Regions from separate parts of the Homo sapiens genome. Here region 1 is linked to region 2. Evidence: read pairs that join two places in POLR2A ChIA-PET (ENCODE). Cell type or tissue: PC-9. All regions are shown on one strand. Each heading gives the region's core, and the rest is flanking DNA. Links, peaks and the distances in the headings are about the cores only.

Region 1 (8,347 bases), core at 240-8,239, 100 kb before region 2:
AGGAAACATCTGTTTTTTCAAAGCAAAAGATGATAGGTCATTTTTAAAACAATATTTGTCTTTGTACCTGTAGACTCCCCTTTTTTCATAATAAGGAGACAGTAGGTTTTTATTTTAGTGGCATAAAAACAATTTCAGACTACTGCTTTTGCCCATAGTTACAGTGCTATCAATAGTTACTTGTTGGGGACATGCATTTATACTTGCAATATGCTGCATTAATTTAACAACACATAAAATATGGATTTTATTGCAGCAGAAACAATAAATGCTGCAACTGCTGACTACATGCATTTACTCTCCCTCTCTTTACCTCTCTCCCCCCAATACTTCTGACTCAGATATAAAATTGAAAATAAGAATTCTGCCTATTCTATTTCTGATGAATGTCAATCTATTGTATTTATGTAGATGCTTAGTGACCATTGACAGTTTCAAGGAATCTGTCTTCTGCCTGTCATTTCTGTTTATATTGAACGTACAATGAACTATGACTACGAATAAGTGCAGAGTGAATCCATTCATATGGAATGCAAAGTAATGTTAGATGATGTTAGAGTTCACAGTAACAATGTTATCTCTTGAACTGATTTTTAAAATAAAAATGAACAAGTCTGGGCATGACAAATTCACTTCATAACATATTTTTTAGCATTTGTTCCAAGTGAATGAATTCACAAACTCTAATATCATGACCCACTGTTGAGCATAATATATAATTTATCCAGCTTTACATTGCCTATATAGATATTCGAAGCAGTTGTTTCTAGAATTAAATATATAGAGTTGTATGCTTATTTAAGTATTAAAGATAATTATTTTGAAATAATTGCTAAACACAACTTAAAAACAAACATTTATCTCCTCCCTCTCCCCCCCCACCCCTCAAGTGGAGGAATATATAATACCTTAACGGAGTTAAAAGAAAGAGGTGAAGTCTTCCTACCTTTTTTATCAGCTTCTGGATAATGGAAGTTGGTTCCAGCCAAAATAACCCAGGAGAAATTGTCACTATGTCCCCTTTTTGTTTGTTTTCGGCTGTTATTTTCTATCACTGATTCTACTTCAATCTAACTCAAGCTCTTTCTCAGCATCACTTTTAACTCTGGACAGCAGGGAACCGAAGAAAACGGGGGCGAGCTCTCTCTGATTGGCTTTCATTCAGTGCTTCTGATTAAGGGGAAAGGAAAAAAAAAAAAAAGGAAAGGGGGGAAAAAAGCTCTTCCTCACACGGAGAGAAAGGTTCTGCTGATAGAGCTGCAGCACTCGCCATGGGAAGGTTAGAGACTGTGGAAGTGCTGGCTTCTGCGAGCACACAGCGATTTGCAAGTGAATGCGAGGGGAGGGCGCATCCGAGAGGAGGGCTTTGCTTGAAAGGCGTCCCCTCCCCCGCAGGGCAGAAAGACTCTCTGTTTCAAGGCTAAGGTAATCAGCCCAATCTAATCCGCCTGTGTCCGTAATACAATCTCAGGAACAGGACTGCTTCTTGCAATTTTTTTTAAAAAAAGATAGTTCTTCTGGAATATATATTCCTGCACCGTCCTTACACCAGACTACCGAAATCCAAGTATTATCAGAGCGCCAAGTCAAATTGCAACCAGATTTGATATGTTACCAGAGTGATTTTTCGTTGTGATTTTAAATGTTTATTTTTTGCTTTCAGGGAACTTTCTCGGCTTGATTTTCCAAATCCCTTCTCTTGTTGCTTATTGTCACAGGAGTGCATACCTCGCTCATCATTTTGGAATGTCCGCGAGCCAGTCTTCTCTGCCTAATCTTTGCATTTTAATACTTTATAGATAAAATATTTTATTAAAAATGTAAATATGTAATTAGTGTTATTAAAATATTTAGACTTTGAACTTGACACAGTCTCCTTTTTTTTCTTTTTAACGTTGTTTTTTCTCATAAATACGGGTTTCATACCCAAATGAGTGTGTGGACAGATGTAAATACATTTGGATTGTTCTATCTACTTAAACATCTAACTGTCTCGCTATTTATCAATCTCCACATCAAATTGCAATCAACCAAACCTTACCAAAGGATGTCAGTATAGCTCCACAAAGTAATTAACATCTTTGCATTTTTCCGGCTACAGGTAGATTCCTTTTAAAGTGCCATCCATAAATAAATTATATACACATATACATACATATATGCATATAAATACATATATGTCAATTATAGTTTTAAAGCTAGAGGAGAAATTACGAAGATCATTTTGGGCTGTTATTATTATTATTTCTTTAGCAGATAAAAATGCTCAGAATGTTAAATTGTCACAGGACTAACTGGAGGCGGGGTCAAAGCTGTAATACCACACTCCTACTTCCAGTTTAGTATTGTTTCCGGTTGCCATACTGCCTCCTCTGTACCTGTTTGATCATTCTAACAGTCAACAGGCCCCTTACATAATCAGCACAATGAAAAAGGAAGAAACTCAATCTGAGGGGCAAAAAAGAAGTGAGAGGGAGATTCAAAATTAGATTCCAAAAAGGTTTTAATGTATCACAGTGTTATTATATGATGAATTTTACCAATTAGTTTTATATTTGAAAACACCAAACATTTCCACTGAGCTGAACAGCTAAATGACATTTAGAGCAGAAATGGACTTTTGAAACTCTTAATTTTACAGACGATGGCATTAAGATCAGGAAAATTTTATGGCCCCTCTAAAGTTTGATAATAATAGAGCTAGAATTCTGAATTATCACCGTATCATTTGCCCATAGTTTTTGTTATGTTTTGTATGTTTTCTTCGACAGGGTGCCTTAATTTCAGAGTCAAGTGAAAATAGATATTCAGTTTTTTACCTCTGATACGTATATTTGTGTGTATTTGTGTTTGCCTGGTATATGTGTGTATTCAATATAATACTGTTATTGACATGTTAAATTAGCTATCAAGAGAAATTTATAATATTTAATTAAATGCAGCAGGTTAGGTACACACACACACATTGTTCTCTTATTAAATTAACTATTTCCATATGTTTGTTTAGTGCTAATTTCAAAATGTATGACTACATAATGTGAAGAATTTGGGGGTTACATTTAAATGGGTCGAGAAAATAACCAAAGGCTAAGATCTGAGGTAAATTGCTATTTTATTAATTAGAATACATGTTGAAATGATGTATTCCCAAAATAACATTTTCTGAATTATATAGTTTATGCTTCTCTTACATAGGTTTTTGGTTGGTGTGTTTATTCTGCCCTGTCTAGTCATCAGAAACTCAGCTTCCTTCTGTCTTGATGCTCAATGTTTTTAAGGAATTGAACTCATTTATATGATCCAGGAGAGATCACCACACATCTACCTTCTAGAAAAAGGAATAAAAGGAACAAGAGAAAGTTGCTCCCGTCCTTTGAAAAATGTGACCCTGAACATGTACATGTCACTTTCATGATCTCATTGGGTGGAATTTAGACACTTGGTCACACATTGTTGCTAGGGAGGCTGGGGATGTGGTATTTACTCTCACTATTTGCCCAGCTAAAGTCACTGGTGCTATTAGGGAGGTGACAGAATTGGGTACAAACAGCAGGATTGTCTATTATATTCATGTATTATAGAGTAGTATATTTGGTATAATGTACTTTTTTGGAGAAAAGCAAATTTTTATTCTAGTTTAAAATTAAAATTATGTTATAATGCTAGTGAAAGGTATCTATACAAAATAACGTTAATAATATTTTAACATTTATGAAACAATTGTCAGTTATTGCATTTTTTCTTTTTTTGATCAAGTAATATAATTAATAAATAATAGGCAAAGCATCCATGTATTCCAAAGTTCAGGGGATCTAGTTATAGATGTGAGAGAATGAAGAGGAAAACATTTGAACAATAAATGAATTAAACCCATTCACATTTTTCTTAATGCTCATCTTAGAAAGACTCTATATCTGAGATCAAATGCCATCCTATCGAATATACGCCCTAGTAATTAAAATTAAAATAAAGAATAAACAGAACATTGACTAAAATGTAAAACTTCTGACAATGGGTTTTGTTTTATTAAACAATATTATTTTTCATTTTCTTTATTTCACAATATAAATGAGTTAACTTAGGATTCTGCAAGTTTTTCTATTTCTTTATAATTTTCCCTCCAAATCTTATGTGAAATAGTCTTGTGAATTAGATAGGGTTTTCCTGTTGTTACCAATATCAGGAAACTGGTAGCACGTGGGAAGTGAAATGAATAAATGAAATGTAAAAGGGACAGTAAACTCTCAATGAAATGAATGGGTCAATATCTCGCAGAAATGTCCTTTAATATGAGGAGAGGCCATATATCAACTACAAGCAAATAAAAGTTAATGAAAACTTTTGCAAATATATTTCTATATACAACTTTTAAAACTAAATAGGAAATTGCACAGAAAATACCTTACTACAATCATACAGCACTAAGAAAATTTGAAAGCATTCTATTATTAATATAATAATGGGACTCAATGACGGCTGATCTCTTCATTGCAAATGTGAAAGATCCAATTTGAGTAAAATCAATTAAATGAAACAACCTTCCATTTTGTATGAAACTATTACATGCCTAGAAGTTGTCATGCTGTTGCTAAACAATAAGCTTAACTGCACAAGACTTTACTTGCTGAGCAGCTATGTGCTTATTTTAAAACACTAGCTTCTTAGCCACCCTTTCCTCGGTTTCTTTGAATGTTATGAAAAATAATATCAATTTCCATTTTCTGTTAGGAAGTTACTGAAACCTAGTTATCTCACTAAGTCTATGAAACAAAAGTAAAGAGTGTCCACATTGCTTCACTCTCCATAAATATGTTGGCAGAATAATAATTTGTCATAGTCTGTTTGACAACATTTTTGCTAAACTCCTTCTAGTCTGCCTTAAAGGACTGTACAGACTTGGAAAATTAAAAATCACATTTTCCTTACAGCTAGTGTTTGAGGTAGGAGTGGAGGGTGATTCATATTCAGTTTTTCAGATGCCCTCATCATCTTTAATTAGAAACAGAGTTAAATAAGCAGAAAGGCAAGATGCAAGGTATTTATTTCACTACCATAGTAGCTGAGGAAGCATGGTTTTGCAGTTACCATAATCTGGGGGCAGTATTGGGAGCTTTTTTTTTGGGAGGGGGGGACGGAGTCTAGTTCTGTCACCCAGGTTGGAGTGCAGTGGCATGATCTCAGCTTACTGCAACCTCTGCCTCCTGGGTTCAAGTGATTCTCCGCCTCAGCCTCCTGAGTAGCTGGGATTACAGGTGCCTGCCACCGTGCCCAGCTAATTCTTGTATTTTTTTATAGAGACAGGGTTTCACTGTGTTGGCCACGCTGGTCTCAGACTCCTGACCTCGTGATCCGCCTGCCTGGGCCTTCCAAAGTGCTGTGATTACAGATGTGAGCCTCTGCGCCCCGGCCTGGGAGCTTTTTGAACCAGGACAATGAATGTGTGATCCTGGGAGCTAGAAGTACTTTGATCTTCACCTAGTCCCTCTCTTTCTACTTAGGTTGTTAACCACACATCATTCAAAATTAAATTGTTATTTGTCTAAAATAGTGAGAGCGGTTTCTGTTATCTGCAACTGAACTGTTACTGATATTTTTCTACTTAATCATATCTCAACATTTCAAAAGTCCTATAACTTGAGGGTGGAAAAAGGGAGAATCAATCCTGAGAAAAAAATGAAGTGTCAAATAGTTAGCTATGTTTTAAAAAATGTAATCATTCTGACAATCAATAGTTAATTAAAGAACATATGATCTTAAATTTATTTTTGTCTCATGCCCCTTCTCTTTAGAAGTTACTATGCTCTCTGTGCTTTAGGTATAAAGGTTACTGCTTGCTTTCTTGACTTTTTTGGGAACGCAGAGAACAATACCTCAAAGTATGGTGCTTTGGTGTACTGAGCATGTTTCAATTAAAGGAAATTGAAAGGCCTTAGAAACTGCCTCAGAAGCAAGGACTTCTTCACCTTCTCTTGTTTCTTCCCCTCAAGTGTTCTCTCTGGAACTTCCCTTATCTAACTGCAGGGAGCCGAAGGCCCAAAGGCCCCTGGGACGTGACCAACTCAGCATTCCACTGGAGGCTGTATGATCAAACAGCAAACTGTTTATCATGAATGCAGGATTTGAGCAAACTCAGGACTGCTCCTGCCAACAGAAGGTTTGCTGGAGGCCATCACTCCCTGGTGCTGAGGTTATCTACTGCGACATCTAGAGAATACAGTCTCACAAGCCTACTCTAGACTGAGCAGCTGACCCCTTCTTCCACCCCACTTCTCACTTTCTCTTTTGCCTCATAAAGTTGACTCTTCTGTTTTCTCCACTTGGAGTTTAGTTCGTACTGTACTTCTGCCATTATCTCCTTATTATTCTGCTGGACAGCAGGCTGAGTCTAAAAATCTGAAAGAATCGGCCAGGTGTGGTGGCTCACACCTGTAATCCCAGCCGTTTGGGATGCTGAGGAGGGCGGATCACGAGGTCAAGAGATCGAGACCATCATGGCCAACATGGTGAAACCCCGTCTCTACTAAAAATACAAAAATTAGCTCGGTGTCATAGCATGTGCCTGTAGTCCCAGCTACTCGGGAGGCTGAGGCAGGAGAGTCGCTTGAACCTGAGAGGTGGAGGTTGCAGTGAGCCCAGATTGCACCAGGGCACCCCAGCCTGGTGACAGAGCGAGATTCCATCTCAAAAAAAAAAAAAAAAAAAAAAAAAAAAAAGAAAGAAAGAAAGAATCTGTTGTTCCACCCACAGCTCCAACTGAAAATAAAAAACAGGAAAGGGAGGATAAAAATTGGCCTATACCACCTTCTCCATTTGTAGAAACATCTGTACCGCCTCCTTCGGTAGCAGAAATAGAAACCCCAATACAAATAATTTTACGCTCTGCTGTCATAGCTGGAGAGCCCTTAGGACCTCACGCTTTTCCTATTTCCGTAAGGCCTAATCCAAACAATCCACAGCAGGTTATTCATGAACACACTCCGCTAGAGTTTAAGTTGTTGAAGGAATTAAAAGCGACTGTGGTAAATAATGGCATACAGAGCCCATTCACCTTAGGATTGCTAGAATCTGTGTTTGGTGCTATGCATTTTTACCCTTTGATGTGAGATACTTGGCATGAACTTGCTTGTCCGCTAGTGCATATCTGACATGGAATTTAAATTGGCAAGAAATGTGTGCAGACCAGGCTAAACAGAACCATGTTGCTGGACACACAGACATTACAGAGGATATGCTGTTAGGTAATGGCCCTTATTCAGACCTGGAACGTCAAATGGCACTTGCAGACACTGCTCATCAGCAGTGTGCACAGGCCGCTAAACGTGCCTGGGCCACAATTCCTGAAGAGCGAGTCCCAGTAAAATCCTTTTAACATATCATACAACGGTCGCAGGAACCTATATGCAATTTCTTGCAAGATTACAAGAGGCAGTGAAGTGTCAAGATTACAAGAGGCGGCTGCAGAAATGCTAACCTTAACTCTAGCTTTTAAGAATGCAAATGCGGATTGTAAACATGCACTGGCACTGGTGAGGCATACAAAAAACTTGGGAAATTTTCTCAGAGCTTGTCAAGATGTAGGAACTGAGCTTCATGGCTCTGCAATGTTAGCACAAGCAATGGCTAATTTAGCAGTTGACAAATCTAAAAGGAGCCAAGGATCCAACCCTAAAATGAGAAAATGTTATAATTGTGGAAAAGCTTTTATAAAGGAATGCCACCAGATCTCAGGACAGAAAGGACCTTACAATGCAGTGCCCCACCCAGCAGAAAAAAAACGCAAGGACTTTGTCCTTGCTGTAACAAAGGAAATCACTGGGCTAATCAGTGCCACTCAAAATTTCATCAAAACGGCACCCCCCTGCTGGAAAACGAGACAGGGGCGTTCCCAGTCCAGCTCTCAACCCCATTTCAGGGCTGGGTTCCCGGAGGCACATCGATTCCTTCACCCCAGGAACACCAGGAAGTGCAGGATTAGATCTACCTGCCAGAGAAAGAATCCCGTTAGTTGGTGGAGACAAACCTATCAAAGTTCCTACTGGCATTTGGGGACCTTTACCAACAGAATATATGGGATTAGTTTTAGGCAAGTCTGCCTTAACTTGCAAAGCATTACTGTATTCCCAGGAGTGATTGACTCCAATTATGCAGGAGACATTCAAGTAGTTTTAATGTCACAAGATCTTTGGATTTTTGAACCGAGAGAATATGTTGCTCAATTATTGCTTATTCCCTGCAAATTCTAGTCTTCTCCATGAAAGGTGAAATGAGAAAATAAAGGATTTGGGAGCACAACTACACAGGAAATCTATCTATCCCAACCCATAGCCTCTAATAGACCCATCTGTGT
Region 2 (8,347 bases), core at 186-8,185:
CTAATTTTCTCCTTAAAAAATCCCTACAAGTTGCTCTTCAATCCCATCAAGTTTCTCTTTATTACATCAGTACTAAAACAAGTTCAGCGTGATCTGGTACGGTTCTCAGCAAAATAGGTCTCTAGGCCTTGGGGCCCGCTTTGTTGAACTACACCTATATGAACATACTATGGTCATGTTATTCAGTATCTAGTGATCTGGTCCACAATCACTTTATCAATGCTATTAAAAAATGCTGGCTACTCAAATAGTTTATAATTGTAATAGGTTTAGTCTTGTCTCCTATATCTTCATACCTTGTCTTTTTATTCTACCTCTATGTAAAACGATTAAACTTAATTTTAATAGGTCCACTTTCAGACTGTCTTACACAAAATTGTCTGTTCATGAAGGCATGTAAAGACAGAAATATTATGTCCCCAATACAGGTAATTACATTTCTCCAAATTCCCTCACATTTATTACATTCTTTATCTAAAATAATATGTAAATTGTTGAGAAACTAACCAAGGAAAAAACATAACTCTTTTCTAGAATCTTTGCCTGTAGTTTTTATTTATAGATGCTTCTCAATTTAATAAAGTTTCATTAAAACTATTTTAATACGCTAAAGAGTTTCACAACAGTTTTGATGGTTCTACACAACTTTAAATCCATGTAGTATATGATAGAAATATAAAATGAGTGTACTATGACTTCAATGAGCTTATAATTTAATCAAAACAGAAAATAAATTTATTAAAATATGAGGAAAATATATATTGAAAGAAGGGTATTGGAACAGATAAGAGTACAAGCTAATTATTTGTATATTTTTGTTTTAAAATCCAAATTAGTCATTAATAACATTGACTACAGGTAAGCAATTACAGATGAAGATGCTATCCTTGTATCTATTAATCCACAAATTTCCATTGCCATTTAAAATAATTTAACTATTACGTGGTCCTATGTATTACTGTGACTAAATTAACCTATAGTAAAGTTCTCTTGAAACATCAGGGTTAAATGATGTGTTCAAAAATACATCTTTACTGTTATAATTTTTATTCATTATTATAAAAGACATCTATATTTTAGCCCAAAATTAATATGTAGAATTTAATGATAGCACCAGTATGAAGAAATAAAATAAGGTTATAAGGTTAGTGAATTTAATCACATGTTTTGATTTAGTAGTTTAGGGGATGGCTTTGAAATCCACATTTTAGTAAGCATCTCAGGGACTTCCAATGTAGATAGTTAAAATCTTTACTTTTTCAAGTTCTGATTCGGTAATTGACAAAAATAAAATTTTAACAACAGGTGTAGATGTTCGACCATTTGCCTGATTAGTGTTCAGCATTTCCACACTACTGCTCAGTACTGGATCTGGATATTTTTGTGGCACCTCCATACAACATTTCTAGAATGAAGTCATGGCTCTTTTAAACCTTCTTCTTTGCCTCTAATTCTTGTGTCTTTTATTAACACTTTTGTACTCACTATCCTCTTTTCTTTTTCTGCAGTCCTACTGGCATCACTTTATTTCAAGTGTACTTAAACTGCCTCTTCCCTGAACTATTGCATTAAACTTCAATAGACTTCTCGCCTCTTGTTCCATTTGGATGACAAAATGCTGCCAGATTAATATTCCCAAAGCCATAAAAATTGTTACATTTTACATAAAATCTTTTTAAATGGCTTCATTATATACCAAATGAAATTAACTTAATTTTAATATAAGCCCCAGGATTATGTGTCCTCAAGACGACTTTTCCCATCTTGTCTGACCTAATTTTTTTTGCTACATAATCTCTGCTTTATTTTGCTTCCAACTACAAGCCAATTAAATTGTTCACCGTACACTACTTGAGTTACTCCACTTGTCTATTTTATGTTTATGAAAGCCTGAGGTCAAATCATTTTCTAATTTACACAGCTGGAAGGAAATCTTCTTCTAAAACCACATAATAACATTTGTTCTTGTACCATTAACCTTATATTTAATATTGTGTTATACAATGACTTGCATATGAGCATAATTTTCATTTCTAGAGTTTACATTCTAAGAGTGTGGAGTCTATTTCAACCTTATACACCATCAGAACCTATTCAAAGCTCTCTACAGATTAGCCATTAAGATTTATCAACAAAAAACCTTTTCCTAGTTCAGCTTTTACTTCTTTTGAATCAGTGCCCATAGCTAGTACATATTATTTTACAACAACAGAAAGTATAGAAATGCATTCATTGAATTTAATATTTAATAGACACTTGTATAGAACTTACTTTTGCTAGACACACTTTGAATTATTAAGGATACTGCATATATTCCATGGGGAATTGTTAATGTTATTTTCATAAATATATATAGTTGAAACAAGAAAATACAAAACAAATTATGTTACCAATTTATTTTGCCTATTTGAAGCTTTAATTTAAAAAATATAGTTTATATAACTCAGCATAACCTTTAAATATCACCACTAATTTTCACTGATTATATGAAAATCTTTTAGGGTAGTATAGAAGTGTTAAATGATATAAGTAAAATTATTAGGTATAATTGACCAAGAAACATTCTAGAAACAATTTAGATTGTATCCATAAATTGAGGTACATGTGATAAAATCTTGAATTTATTTTATAATCAACTGAATAGATCTTATTTATGTCATTTTTAAACTATCATTACAATATTTTAAATGTAAGATGACCACGTCACGATATATTTTATTAAAAGCAATATTTACTATGTTAGTGTAATATAGTAAAGACCATAATAAAAAATGAGATTCATATGTAAAACAGAAGTCTTCTATGATAACAATTATAGATAACAAGTGGGAATTTAAATCTACTGTAGAAAGTAACATTTAAACTAATAATTTACAATTAAAAGTGAGCATATTATAGATGATTTTAGAGATGAACTACTGGGATTTATGTATGCCCTTCAAGTAGGTACATTAGCATTTTGTATTCAGTAAGAAATAATTATATAATATCGTGTGTACTGCTAACTAATTCAAAATCACTATAAGTATAAATTTTTCATTTAGAAATTCCCTTTAGTATAAGAATATATGACGAGAGTATTTACAAATCTTATAATTTGTGACATTTGATTTGCAAATAGATTCCCAGTTTGAACTAAAATTAGGCTGCTTTATCTATGGAGGATTATCATTGTGAATTATTTTTCTATTTGTTCTACAAATACTCTTTCTTTTTAAATATGTTTTTGATGTTTACACAGAATTCACCTAGATATAAATTAGAAGAGAAAAGAAGTTATGGCTACAAATTTCAAACCAAGTACTCCAAGAATCAGATATTAGGAAACATAGATGGCTAACAATTTGGATGAGGTGGGGAAACAATAAGGAAATGTGCAAAATATTAAAATAATTTGTCTTTTGGAATTATTTTGTTATAGAATTTGTTTTAAAAATAATTTTCTTCACTTATTGTAAATTTGACTTTATTATATTTTAATAAGCTATTCAACACTTATGTATAAATATCACATAAGTAATTGATATTATATACTAGTTTGGGGTTTCCTTTTTTTAAAAAAAATTCAATGTCCTATTAAAAATATGTACATATATTGAATCTGTAAATTACTTTGGGCAGTATCACCATTTTCATGATATTGATTCTCCTATCTATGAGCATGGAATGTTTTTCCTTTTGTTTGTGTCCTCTCTTATTTTGTTGAGCAGAGGTTTGTAGTTCTCCTTGAAGGGGTCCTTCACATCCCTTGTGAGTTGGATTCCTAGGTATTTTATTCTTTTTGTAGCAATTGTGAATGGGAGTTCACTCATAATTTGGCTATTTGTCTATTACTTGTGTGTATTCCAGGAATGCTTGTGGGTTTTGTATATTTATTTTTTATCCTTAGACTTTGCTGAAGTTGCTCATCAGCTTAAGGAGATTTTGGCCTGAGACAATGGGGTTTTCTTATTGGGGTGATCAGACCCAACACCAGGTCATGGGGGTGACAAAGTCTGTCGGAGTCAAAGGATTGAGAAAAAGACAGTTTGAGAATTAAAGTGGGCACCAGGGGGCCATCGTGTCTGTGGAGGCTGCAAAGGCCCTGAGCTCTGGGAGCCCACGTTATTTATTGGTAATCCAACAGAGAAACAGGTGGTGAGAACGTGGAGGTCGAACGGGTGCATTGCATTAAGCACATGATTTACAGCTGTGATGGTTTCACACTTGCTCTGCTACTTGATAATGGAGAGCAGGTTCTTTTAACTCAACATACAATGGATCCTGGGAGAGCAAGAAGCAAGGAGCCACCAAGTCTACACACATTCCAGAGCCACAAGCCCCGGATTCTGTCCAAGCCACAATGGATTTTATGCCCTGGGCTTAGATGATGGTGCATCAGGGTAGCCTTCCACCCCTTAGCACAGAGCTTGGTGTTCCAAAGGCCACAAGGGGTTTCAGACCCTGGGCCCCGGACATGTTCCAAGAGTCTTTTACATTATGTCAGACATGCAAGCCCTGCCTCAGCTTCTCCCAACACTCAGATTTTCCCAACATGCCCCCCTTCTCTTTTTTTGTAAAAGAGAAGGTATCGTTATTACTAGCATAAAAGGTAACCTCTTTTAATTGAGCAAGGCAATTGCAGGCTGTGCAGCCCTTAATTGCCGGTTGGTGATCCAGCTTCATTTTTCTTAGCCCTTATTCAAACTGGAGTCACTCTGGTTTGAGTGCTTTCCACATATCTCCCCTTTCCCTTTTACAAGAGGACCCCTAATCCTAGGGGTTGCAGAAGGATGAAGGTCCGTCTTCTGTAACTTCTTCATGCTGAATAGGGGTGATGATAGTCCTGCCTAACTATTAGGGTCTCTTATATTCAGGGTAGAGAGGAGCTGAGTCAGAAAGCATTGGTCCATTAAGCATCGTGACTCTGGTTGGTCTTTGTTCCATCTTCGCATTCAGATTCAACTGGCTTATGGCTCATACTGGGGGAACCCGGTCCATGGTTGGGATCCATGGGTCCCTCCAGTCTCCTGTTCCGTGGTCATACACATCTTGAGGGCATCCTCACGGTTCATTCATCTCCTGCAAAAATACAAGCATTCCCTCACCCATACATTAGTAAATCTACTGAAACAGAAGCAAAAACTTGTGGCTGTAGCTGGGAGGCTACTGATAATGAGAAACAGGCCCCTTCTAAGAGAAGGCACAAGGAAAGCAAATCGAGGCTTTTCAAACCTTCAATTCGCACTGTACAGGTGGGTCCACTAGATGCTGTGGCTCCTGATAGATCTTCGGATGTTTGGTGGGCACCCACATAGGCAGCTGATTGTCACCTGGAGAGACATACACAAATCCTCTTCCTCATATAATTATCTTTCCTTTTTCCCAGCTCTTTTTATGTGACCACATCTTTTTCTAAGGCCTGTGGCATTAAGATGAGTTTAATAATGGAATGTTTGTGCATCAGCAAAAGCTGCAGACACCAATGCATCCACCCTTTGATTAAGTTTAGTTAAAGGACCCACAGGTTCTGTTGGAGAGAAAAGAAAGAGCATTTTTATCCTTATCTCCCTCCTCTCTATTCCTTTTATATTTGCCCTTTGAGCCATAACTAATTTCTATAATTCAGAATGTTCTTGTCTGTCCCTGCAAATCTCTGTTAGTCTTTGCTTTTGTACCTCTTTAGGGCACTGACCTTATATTGCTAGTCTTCATCTCTCTACTTCTCTCTCTCTACTTACCTCTCTCTACTTACCTCTCTCTCTCTACTTATCTCTCTCTCTACTTACCTCTATCTCTGTTTATACTTAGCTCTACTTACTTGTCTCTACTTACTTACTTGTCTCTACTTTACTTACTTATCTCTACATCTTTCCTGGAAACCTTTTTAATGACCTTGGGTAGAGCTCAGAAATCCACCCTTTAAGCTTCAGCAAGAGACAAAACAGGGACCTCGGACCCGGCACCAGATTGAAGGGAACAGGAAGTGCTCTCCCCTCCCCAAAGCAGGAAAATGAGAGTTTGGCCCTTGCAAATTTCCACTCCACATCAGCGTCATCCTCAATTTCCTGGAATAAACTGTTGATCATGGCAATTTTAGCAAAACAATGACCATTGTAACATTATGGACTCCATAAAGAACATAACCAATGTTTTCAATTAATTTGTGGTTATAGTTGATGACCACTGATTTCACTTCAGAAAGTCCAAAGATAGCCCAGAACAGTGTCTTAAAACTCTGTTGTGAAGGCTTCATTTTGTTTTTCACCAATGTAGTAGGATTAGAGGTTGAATATTCCCATCATAAAAGCCACAAACGCCACAATGAACACATTCAGCCCATATCATGCCTATGTGCTCATTAAATCTGCAGAGGCAGGTTAACCATGAAACCGAAGCTTCAAGATGACTTTACTTGCACTATGCAAAGCAACCCATGATTTATTTTTTCCGGGGACTACTGCCAACCAGGCCTGTGTGTCCATCTGTAAGCATCCAACAGCAGGTCTACTGTACAAATAGGTCTTTTGTACAGACACTTGATTAACCCAATATATAGCCTTTCCTGTTGGATTAGTACTACCAAAGCCTCCTGTTCTTTTCACTGTGCTGCTTCCCAGCTTTATGTCAACAACTGAGCAATTCTTTCTTCTAGGGAAGCAGACCATGGAGTTGAGCAACTAATAACTAATTGAATTTCTCTGGTATAAAAAGAACCAATCATTCCCATATGCACAGTGACACCTCTAGATCTTTCAAGTAATAGACCTACTGTTCCTGAAGGAAATGGTCCCCCAACTCCCCTGGGGACCATCTCGGGTGGCTCCCCCAGAAGCAGGGAAATGGGAACTGCACTGCAAAGGTCCACGGCAGCACTGCTTACCACAGCGGGAGACAATTGTTGCTGTTTGTAAGGGCACTGGCTGTGCCGGATATGCCTCAATTTATTGAGGTGCTGTCTGAATAAACAAGCCTCAGATTCCACTGGGTCTTAGTACTACCAATTGCTCCGGGTTTTAATGTTGCAGCTATAGGAGGGGTAAGTTATGTAGCTAATTCATTTTCTCACCCATTAAGGGGAGAGAGAGGAGGTGGCCATTCACTTAATTCAGCAGGTGGAGCCAACAGGCTAGTAAAACACACTATTTTTAGTTTCCCTTTCTTTTCTTTAACTTCCTCCAGTTTCTATTCCTCACATTCAGAATCTGAAGTTAGTTTTTTACACTCGTCCACCTCTTCCTCATCTGAATCTGTCTCATCATCTGTTTGAAATGGCTCAAGAGCTGCTTTTATTAGCTCCCACATTGACCAAACTGAGACTGGAATTTTTGCTCCATCTTTATACGCTTTTTAAAAATCTCTGCCAATTCTCTCCCATTCATCCAACTCCATAGTCTCTTGTTCTGGGAACCATGGGCAAAACTGCTTTACTGCGCTAAAGAGTGATAACAAATTCTGAGTACCAACTTTCACTCCCCATCTTTGTAATAAATGCCTTAAGAAATTTAAACAAGCAGAATGTCTGCTTTCACTTTGTCCCATTGTTACCCTGGTTCTTCTGAGCGCTCAGCTTTCCCGCCGAGCTTCTTTTAGACATTCGGGTGTCCTTTGACGATGCATCCTTCACTTTCACGTGCTCTTGCATTCCTTCACCGAGGTCTTTGTCGCCCCACATTGAGCAGCCAGGAATGTTGGTGTGATCAGACCCAACACCAGGTCGTGTGGGTGACAAAGTCCGGTGGAGTCAAAGGATTGAGAAAAAGACAGTTTGAGAGAGAAATGTGGGCATCAGGGGGCCATTGCGATTGTGGAGGCTGTGAAGGCCCTGAGCTCTGGGAGTCCACGTTATTTATTGGTAATTCAACAAAGAAACATATGGTGAGAATGTGGAGGTCCAATGGGTGCATTGTATTAAGCACATGATTTACAGCTGTGATGGTTTAGCATTTGCTCTGCTACTTGAGATAATGGAGAGCAGGTTCTTTTAACTCAAGACACAATGGATCCTGGGAGAGCAAGGAGCAAGGAGCCAGCAAGTCTAGACACATTCCAGAGCCACAAATCCTGGATTCTATCCAAGCCATGAGGGATTTTATGCCCTGGGCTTAGACTATGGTGCATCAGGGTAGCCTTCCACCCTTTAGCACAGAGCTTGGTGTTCCAAAGGCCACAAGGGGTTTTAGACCTTGGACCTCGAACATGTTCCAAGACTCTTTTACACTATGTCAGACATGCAAGCCCTGCCTCAGCTTCTCCCAACACTCAGCTTTCCCCAACATTTTCTAAATATACAATCATGTTATCTACAAAGAGAGACAATTTGACTTCCTCTCTTCCTATGTGAATACTCTGTATTTCTTTCTCTTGC

The links. ChIA-PET counts read pairs that join two places held together with the same protein. Peaks named below come from ENCODE experiments on the same cell type or tissue, not always from the same donor. Only the 100,000 strongest peaks of a DNase experiment are listed, where the experiment ranks them.
Region 1: POLR2A ChIA-PET joins it to region 2 with 10 read pairs; 2 of 35 experiments call an interaction of 5 or more read pairs at or near these places.

Annotation. Positions count from the first base shown.
Region 1 is chr5:24,643,648-24,651,994 of GRCh38, forward strand. CDH10 (cadherin 10) reads right to left here and starts at 1,331. Exons shown (of 12, transcript NM_006727.5): 1 at 947-1,331. LOC124901174 (a long non-coding RNA gene) reads left to right here and starts at 1,062. Exons shown (of 2, transcript XR_007059125.1): 1 at 1,062-1,425; 2 at 1,664-1,867. RefSeq lists an enhancer at 1,028-1,623. In PC-9, for the core only: no CTCF peak of the experiment used is centred there; no DNase peak of the experiment used is centred there.
Region 2 is chr5:24,743,460-24,751,806 of GRCh38, forward strand. It overlaps the pseudogene TRPC6P6. Among named protein-coding and RNA genes, the nearest start is that of LINC02239, 93 kb to the right of the region's middle. In PC-9, for the core only: no CTCF peak of the experiment used is centred there; no DNase peak of the experiment used is centred there.